2 separate regions of the Homo sapiens genome follow, and region 2 is linked to region 1. A link is a contact called in ENCODE Hi-C data. All regions are on one chromosome and are shown on one strand. Each heading gives the region's core, a stretch centred on a gene start or an enhancer-like site at or near the end of the contact. The rest is flanking DNA. Distances are from core to core; before and after follow the strand shown.

Region 1 (4,715 bases), core at 1,213-3,712:
GTATGACTCTTTTGTCTAATACAGACCTTGTGAGGCCTAAAACCCAACCTGCCCTTTCGTTTTTTGAAGACAGATCACCTTTAGTACACGCCACAGACTGTCTCTTTCTAGTTTACAAACTTGTATCATCAACAAACCTCTCCTTTCTACTAGTTAGCCATCCTGGTGCTCTTGTGGACAACAGTGACAAGCGCTGAAGCTTCACAAGAAAGAAAGGGAAGAGTGTGGGGTAGCTCTCTAGAGCTTCTGGACTGGCGAGCTGATTCCCAGGCCTCAGTGTTCCACCTAGGAGCTGGGCTACCCCTAGGTGCTTGTCACAGGGTGGCCTTGCCTATAGGGAAGGTCAGTGTACAGCAAAGCTCTTAAGGGTGTGGCTCTAAAGTGGGGGTTCTGCCATAATCTCCAAGCCAATGTGACAGAGTTAAAACTTAGGGCTAGCAACCCACTCATTTTAGCATCCAAACAAGCTGGATGAAAGACCCTTCACTCTAGGTGTATGACTGACTGACAACCATCAATCTGAACTGAAATCAACTGTATTGACTTCAACCTTGTAGGTTTCTGAGGAAAGCCCCAAACCCATGTTTGTCCTCAATGAGCCTTTCAGGGAAATGGTTGTTCATTCACACAGTCAAGAAACATTTACTGTGCATCTATCACATGCCAAGCACCACGGGACCAGGCAATGGGATCTAGAGGGGACAAGGCCATTGGTTCCATAATTTCAAGGGCTATGAAGGCAGAGTCCTGAGACCAAGAGTCCACTGAACAGAAGATTCTATCCTAGTCTACGGGTTCATGACATGCTTCCCTGAGAAAGAGACATCAAAACTAAGGACCAGGCCGGACACAGTGGTTCCTGTCTATAATCTCAGCATTTTGGGAGGCCAAGGTGGGCGGATCACTTGAGGTCAGGAGTTCGAGACCAGCCTGGCCAACATGGTGAAACCCCATCTCTACTAAAAATACAAAAAGTAGCTGGGTGTGGTGGTGGGCGCCTGTAGTCCCAGCTACTCATGAGGCTGAGGCAGGAGAATCGGTTGAACCTGGGAGGCAGAGGCTGCAGTGAGCCGAGATCGCATCACTGCACTCTAGCCTGGGCAACAGGCCAGGGAAAAAAAAAAAAAAGGAAAAAAAAAAACAAAAAACAAAACTAAGGACTAAGGACAACTAAAAGATAGCCAGGCAGACAGGGTGGAGAAAAATCACTGCACATGGAGGGAAGAGCATGCTGGAAGCCCGGGGGCAGGAATGAGCTGGGCATGCCCACCAGTATTCCTGATGGTCTGAGGCCACTGTGCTCTAGCTTAGCACACAAATCTGGCCCACTTACGTGAGAAGGGCTGGCACTCGGAGGCCAACAAAGAGCACAGTCTTACCCAGAGGACAGGACAAAGAAACCCTGCACAGTGCGCACTGCTCTGCTCTGCCTCCATTCTCACTCTGCCATTCATGGCCGAAGGCCGGTTTGTAGGAGTGGCAGCAGCTGGCAGGGGTGGCAGGAGTGGAGGGCTGTGCTTTCTCCTTGGAGTTCACTTCTGCTCTCTGGGTACTGGTCCGCTCAGGATGCAGAGCTCATCCTCCCCAGCCATTACAGCCTGAACATGCCTTCTAGGAGACGTCTTACCAAGCCATTGCCCTCACTAACATAATGTTATCACATGCCTAATGCGGTTACTCTAAAGCAAATGGACTGTTACCAGCACGCCACCGGGCACATTTTTCAGAAGAAAAGCAGCTGCTCACTGAATCTGTCACTTCCTCCTCTTCTCAGTGCCATGACCGCAGAGCAGGAGCCTGCTAAGGGCTGTTTTCCTTCACACTCTGTTCCAGCACACTCAAGATGCAGCCTCAGGTCTCTCAGTGGAACCCAGCAGGTCAGCCACAGCATCCACCCTGAGGAGCTTCCTGGCTCACAGGCAACCCTGACAACCAGGGCTTGTTCCTGAGAATCTGAAGGTGTGGCTATCAGAGCTTCTAGTTCACTAGTCCACTTCCCTCATCTTACAGACCAGAAAGGAAAATGCAGTGAAGGGAAGTTAAGCCAAGGTTCCAAAGTCGCACACCTAGTTAGCTGTAGAACCCACAGCTCGGCTGCCTTCCCAGTTCATCTCCTCTAAAAAAAAAAATAAGGATGCCACCAATACTTCATAGGTTGTGAGTTTTAAATATGATAGCGAATAGTGCAGCCGGGCCAGGAAAGTGGCAGGCTTTCACTAAATGTTGACTGTCTGAAAAGTTTATCTCCTAGACCTCCAGGACCCCCTCCATTCCCTCTCCCAGGGACTCATTTTGCTGAATTTTCAGTGGGGAAAATCTAGCACGGGGTTAACATATTTATAGCTAGTGTTTGGTCAAAATGAGTTAAACTGAAGTCTCTACTTGTTCTCAGGTCTCTAGGCCACAGTATTTGCAAGGCCAGTTCCTCTTTTGCTCCAGCCAGATTTCCTGTTGTCTCTGGAGAGTTGATTTGATAGAGAAGATATCACTGAAGATAACCACTGAAGGTAGGTCACACCACCTTCCCTTTAGCCACTCCAAGTTGGGAGAGACTAAGCCAAGTCAACTGGAAAAGAGAGAGGCGGGAGTTCTCAAACTTTCGTCTATGAGGATGAGGAATGCAAAAGATCCTGCAGATACCCATGCCAATTCCACCAAGCACTGACAAAAAAAAAAGCCTCCTAAACCATGGGACGAACATTGCTTCTGAGAAAACAGCCAAATGAGCCAGTCAGCTCAGCTTCTGCTCCTCTCTCAACACACTACCTCCCCACTCCTCTCCACCCGCTCCCCACACTTTAAAATAACCATCCAACCATGTAAATTCCCTGGTGCAAGTGTCTGCCAGCCTCCAGCAGAACTGTCAATGCTCATAAATCCCTGGCCTTCCAGATTGCACTGTGGCTATTTACTGGGGAGAGGGCTGCAGCAGGCCACTAGACAACAGCAGGAAGAGACTGGCCTAGCAGTAACTACTCTGGTTACAGCGTCACAATTCATGGCAGCATTTTGCTGGGAGCGTGCACCATCAGGGAGGAGAAACATAAAAGGGGAATCTGGGCTATAAATAGTTTATTTCGGCAATTCCTGATGTTGGCTGAATCATACTTTAGTACAGAAATACATGAAAGCACCACTCTGGAGGTGACATGTGTTGCCACCTCATTACTCTTTTCAAAAGGGTCTTCCATCAGAGAGACACCTCGCTACAAATTATAGTGAAGAAAACAAAACCCTCACACACAGACTTATTAACAGTCCAGAAGGAAATGGAATGACCAGGATTCAAACAAGCAGAGAACTGGTGCAACAAAGGCTATCAGTGACCTGGGGTCTCTTTTTCATTCATGAAAAATAAGAAAATAGTAAGAAAAAGGTAGCACTCTTCCCCTCTATCCCCCAAACACGTCAGAATTTTTCAAAGTAGTTCACATTTCCCTATTTCTCCTAATGCACCTAAATTAGGCTGACTCCTCCAGTGAACCCTACCTTCATGTTCCTTCTCAGTGGTTCCCACTTTCTTGATCTTCCTGGGAGATTTCATAAAGAGGGGAAAGATGGTTCGTAAGCCAAGAATGTCAACAAACTTATGGCAGTTGTCTGTGCCTTCGGGGCCAATCATGGCATGGTCCAGCACTTTCAGGGCACTGCTCCGGGAGATCTTCTTTTCCCTGTGAACAAAAGAGGTTTCAGATAAGGTATTTCATGGGGAAATTATAGAGCTTAAAAAAAAAAAAGGGTATTTGCTGCCGTACACATTATACATCTAAATGGAAATATTACATACTTGTTAACAATTAGGAGAAGACGTCTACAATAGGGTGGACAAATTCTTACAGTCAGAATGATAAACACAAAAGGCAATACTCAAAATTCTTTATGAAGCATTACCACAATTACACATGAAAAATGTACATTAAAAGTGACTGGAAAGAAAGAGACTAAAATTATAAGAGATTATTTCGGGGTGTTGAGATTATAGACATTTCATTATTCATTTTTCTTTCTTTTTAACAGCTTTATTGAGACAATTCGCATACTATACAATTTCTACCAGTTAAAATGTACAACTCAATGGGTTTTAGAATATTCACAGATATGTCAGCTACCACCACAGTCAATTATAAAACATTTTCATTGCCCTGAGAAGAAACTACATACTCTTAACACCCCCTACCCTCTTCATCCCATCCTGGCCCTAAGCAACCACTGATCTATGTTCTTTCTTATAGATTTGCCTATTCTAGACATTTCATGTAAGTAGATACCATATATTATGTGTTCTCTTATGACTGGCTTCTTTCACTTGGCAATGTTTTCAAGGTTCATCCATGTTGTAGCACATATCAGTACTTCATTCCTTTTTATTGCTGAATAACACATGCCACAATTGGTCCATTTATCAGTTGAAGGACATTTGGTTTGTTTCCACCCTTTGGCTATTATGAATAATGCTGCTATCAACATTGTTTCCTTAGTTTCATTTTTGGATTGCTCACTCCAAGCGTATAGAAATACAATTGGTTTTATTTCCTGCAACCTTGCTAAACTCGTTTGCTAGTTCTAATAATCTTTTAGTAGATTCCTTAGGATTTTCTATATAAACTATGTTATCTGCAAACAGATAGTTTTACTTCTTCCTTTCTAATATAGATGCTTCTTATTTCATTTTATTGCCTAATCGCCCTGGCTAGAACCTCTAGGACAATGCCCAA
Region 2 (4,505 bases), core at 1,655-4,154, 99 kb before region 1:
TCCCGACTGGGCCACATTTCCTGAATCAGCTGAGGACACACGGAGCCCAGGAATAATGAAATGATCAGGCCCCAATCTGCTAAACAGCAATTTCTGAGCTTTTTCAGCACACACAGCTTTTATCAAATTGGTATTCTCCTCCTGAACACAAATAGCTTATTAGACATGACCCACTTATTCGCCGCGTCTCACTATCATTAATAACAGTTTCTTTTTGTGATTAAGTGAGTGGCTCCAAACCCTTCCTGTGGTGGCGGGTGCTTGGCACGGCAGAGGGGCAGCTGTGGGGGCTCCTCGGCAGTCACTACTTGGTGACTTTGAACCTGGCAATGTCGGGGGAAGGCAGCCTGGCCCCTGCAGAGCAGCCTGGCTTCTTTGTTTCTTTAGGGACACAGGGAGACCCAGAGGGGTGGCTCACTTGCCCAGAGCCACACGGGGGTTTCAGGAGAGAAGCCAGGTTCCCCAGCAACTAGGGGTGCCTCCTTCTCATCTAGCCCCTGTCCTGGGCCTTAGCTTGACCTTCCAGGGTGCAGAGGGGAGATTACAGCTGGTTGGGCAGAGCTGTGCCCCCTCAGCTTACCTGGCACCAGGGGACAGGTAGAGACTGTCACACAAAGGGCAGACAGACCCTGCTTTTCTATGGGGGGGAGCCACCTTGGGGCCTTGGGAATAACAGACTGGCACCCAAGTCCCTGGGGTCTGGTGCTCTAGGGACAGAACGACCATAAGCCTCAGAGTCCCATTCCTCATACCCCTCGGGACTGCAAACTCAGGGAAGGCCCTCCATGGAAACCCCTCCTAGTGTAAGTTCCAACTGTGCCAAGGGACTGAGCGGAGCGAGGAGAGGAGGGGTGGAGAGGGAGGAATTCCCAGTTTCCCTAGAATGGGAGGGAATCTGACAGGGAGATGAATGTCCTGGAAAAAAGCGCTGTCTTTGCCTGACAGACCCTGGGGCCTGTCCTGGCTCAGTCACTCTCTTACTGTGTGACCTTGGGCAACTTCCTTCACCTCTCTGAGCCTTGGTTTCCCTATCTGTAAGTTGAGGATCAAAAGAACCCTTTCCTTATTTACCACCGCTCTAGCCAGGTCGGTAGAAATGAGGTGAGGGGCATGAAGGGTATGTAAATGATGCACACAGCAGTTACTACCAAACATGGTGAGGCAGAAGGGGGCGGGGAGTCATGGTTCCCAAAAAGCAGAGACCCTGAGGATGGCTTCGAAGCCCCCCTCTCCACTGGAGCAATCCCACTCATGTGTCATACCCCAGCAAAACCTTCCCTGATTATCTACCCTGCCTTACCCCCACTCACTCCCATCAGAATAAATCATCCAATTATCTGGCCTTTGTGCAAACCTCCCCACAGCCCTGGGCCCACAGTGCCCAGCACTGGGGCTGCAGCCTCCCCAACAAGGCTGTCAGCCTGTCTAGTGAAGGGCTGCATGGAAGAAAGGTCTCCTTTGGTTTCATCTATGCTCGAGCCTCCATCCCAGAGCCAGGCTCACAGGGGTCAGGGGGAGCCCCCACAGCTGCCGGGCTCATACAGTCCAACTCTGCTGCCAACTTGGGCTCCTTCGGGGCTAGCAGGAGCTTCTGACACTCAGCCAGCCAGTGCTGGGAATGCTTGTCTGCTCCCCGGCTTCCACAGCGGCTGGAGTTGAGATTTCCCACATTTCAGTCCTCTAGGGCCGAGGATGAGGATGGGGGTACCCTATGGAAGGATGGCACGGCTTCCTGCCCATCCCCAGAGGCAGACAAAAGCACCCGGCATTCCACTTCCACTCCCACTCCCATGCCTCTGGCTGCAAGCAGCAACCCCAACTACTCCGGTGGCTCTGAGGGGCTTCCACCAGGTGCCACCCGCCCAACTGGGAGGCTGCAGCCCCAGGCGACCAGTTCTCAAGAAACAAGGTCTTCTGCCCCCAAGGACCTTTCCAGTGGTATAGGGCTGGGTGTGGAGAGGAAGAGGACAAGGGCCTCTGTGCGGTTAAACCCAGAAGAGTAAAGGCAGATGGGCAGAGAGGAGTGGGTGAGCAAATTGTGTTCATGTGTGTGTATGTGTGTGCCTGTGTGTGTGTGCGCGCGCGCGCACCAGTGTGTCTGCAGGTGGGCAGGCAAGAGTTGTGGCGAAGCGTGTGCGCCAGCTGGCAGAGTGAGCCCACCGGCGCAGTGCCTGATGTGCGTGTGTAGTGGGCATAAGTGTAAAGGCTTGCAGTGAGGAGGGGGACCTGAGGTGTGTGGAGATGTGCAGGGTAGGAGTTGTGAGTGTGAGAAAGCAGCGACTGTGGCTCTGAGTGTGTCCGCGGCTGTGCATATCGGTGTGGCCATGCAGGTGTGCGTATCCGCGCGAGTGTGTGGGGAGGAGGTTCGGGGGTGCGCCCCGGGTGCCCCCTTCTCTGCAGGGCCAGGGTGCCAGGGCGGGTCCACCGCGCCGGCAGGGGGCGCCCCGGGATGCCCGCCACGACTGGCGCCGGTTCGAGCCCCGGGGCGGCCAAGTTGGAGTGGCGCGGCCCGGGTTGGGGTTTGGTGGGGAAGTCCGCGGGGGCGGCGACCGAACTCACCGTGGCCGGAGACGTGGTTGTCCCAGGGCGCGTGGCCGGCGGGCCGCGTGGCGCCGCCGAGTTGCAGGAAAAGTGCCAGGTAGTGGAGGGCGCCCAGCGCTACGGCGAGCGGGGCCCCCATCGTGCGCTCTCGGGCCGGGGGCGCCGCCGCCTCACATCTGGGCCCCGGAGACCGCAGAACCGGCGCCAGCTGTCCCCTGCCCTGAGCGGCCTGGCTGCCCGGCTCCGGCAGCTGCCCCTCGCCCGCTGTCCCCGGACCCGGCCCAGCTCCCAGCCCTCGCCCGGCTCCGGCCCAGCCCCGGCTTCGGGGAGCGAGCGCACGCCCAGCCGGCCGCCTCCGACTGCGGGACTCTTCCCTTCCGCGGAAGGCCACGCCGCGCCGCCGCCGCACCCTCCTCCCTCCTCCCGCCTCCCTCCTCCCCTCCCTCCTCCCCTCCCTCCTCCCGCTCGGAGCAGGCGGCGGAGGGATCTGCCGCTTGATTTATCATCAAAGTTTTGCCCAGGCTGGGATTTTTAAAGCGGTACCCGCAACTTTCCCCCGCCCGAGTGCGGAGGCGGGGCCGGGATGGGGCGGAGAGAGCCACCCCAGGGACGCGGTTCCCGCAAAGCACGACCCAACGGGCTTCAGCCACAGAAATGCCGTCCAGCGGGGAGAGGGAGAAAAGCCAGGGCACCCGCCGCCAGGCCAGCGCACTCAGAGGCTCCTAACTTTACCGGCAGGGCGGGGCCGGGGTCAGGGGCCAGTGGGGCTGGGGGTGAGGGCGAGGTAGGGTGGGAGCCTGGGCTGAGACCCAGGGGACCTGGTGATAGCTCTGCCGCCGACCTCGGCTCGCTGTGTGATCGCGTCCGGGTGTCTACCCCTCTCTGAACCTCGAAGTCTTCATCTGAGAAATAGGGGTAATAGCTGTCTGCGGGGGTCCTGGTGAGGATTTGCGAAATCGTGCATGCAAAGCGCTTAGCATAATGCTGCCTACGTGGTAGGAGCTCAGTAGTTATTATTGTCGGTGTTCCCCTTTCTGGGACTCAGTTTTCGAGTCTTTGTAATGGGAGAGAGACAGGCCAGTTAGTTGTTGCGGCTCCTGGCTCTTGAAGATACTGGACCTTATGTGGTGGATGGGATCGCCCCCTTCTGGACTGTAGGCTCCTTCCCTAGACCAATGAGCCTTGATGGTGTGTGTGTGCATGAGTGTGTGTGTGCGTGTGCGTGTGCGCGCGCGTATGCGTGGGTGTATGTGTGTGTGAGTGTGGCAGGGGAGGGGGATAGGGCACCATTCCCATTCCCAAGAGCAAGAATCCAACAAAGTCCTCCAGTTCCTTCCCAAGCCGTGTTACTGGGGCTGATGGGACAGACAGGAGGGCGGAACTGTGGTCCCATTTAAAAGATAAGGAAGCGCCTGAAATCAGGTAATTAGCTTCTCTGAGGTCCCACGGCGAGTCGGGCGAGGCCCCTGACTCCTGGGCGGGGTCCCTCCTGCTCTCATCCCTTGCCCTTCCCCAGGCCTCCCTGCTCACACAGCCTGGTCCTCCCGGTTTCAGCACCACGGAGGAGGACAGCGCCAGCCCCCCCCCCGCCCCCCGCCCCCCGCCCCACCCGGGCCCATCCTTTGGGCACCGTGGACAGCGTCTCAACTGGCCCTTTGATGCTAGGGTTCACACCGTGGACAGACCCTCAGACTTTCTTCCCCGTCCCCGTCGAACAGGGTCAACCCCTCCGACAGCCCACTCCCCACTCCAGAACACAGGTGGATCCCGCGTCCAGCCGTGTGTACAGCGCCCAAGTTTGAGAACAAGGTTAGAGACCAAGGAACATAGCCCCTCGCCGTCTTCCCTCTGTCTTAGCGCCCCCCTTCCAGTATTATGGGGGGGGGGTAGCACACCGGATGGGGCCCGTGGTAGCCAGCAACAATCCAGCTCCTTCCAAACTAAGGACACCTCCTCCACGATGT

The links. A loop is a pair of places that touch in the nucleus more often than their neighbours do. Pooled maps may share reads with other maps.
Region 2: a pooled map shows a loop between it and region 1 (4-fold over the local background). The contact joins the promoter of VSTM2L here to the enhancer-like site in region 1. A Hi-C loop is called at or near these places in 1 of 168 maps with a recorded cell type or tissue (HepG2) and 2 of 50 pooled maps.

Annotation. Positions count from the first base shown.
Region 1 is chr20:37,801,823-37,806,537 of GRCh38, reverse strand. CTNNBL1 (catenin beta like 1) reads right to left here. Exons shown (of 16, transcript NM_030877.5): 11 at 3,490-3,671. Among named protein-coding and RNA genes, the nearest start is that of VSTM2L, 99 kb to the left of the region's middle. Within about 2 kb of position 2,462, at least 5 of the 41 ENCODE cell types and tissues checked have a DNase peak (open chromatin) inside an H3K27ac peak, as active enhancers do.
Region 2 is chr20:37,901,526-37,906,030 of GRCh38, reverse strand. It overlaps VSTM2L (V-set and transmembrane domain containing 2 like), which reads right to left and starts at 2,904. Exons shown (of 4, transcript NM_080607.3): 1 at 2,560-2,904. The coding sequence starts at 2,680. All of the region lies in intron 2 of LOC124904896 (a long non-coding RNA gene), which reads left to right. RefSeq lists an enhancer at 2,641-3,604.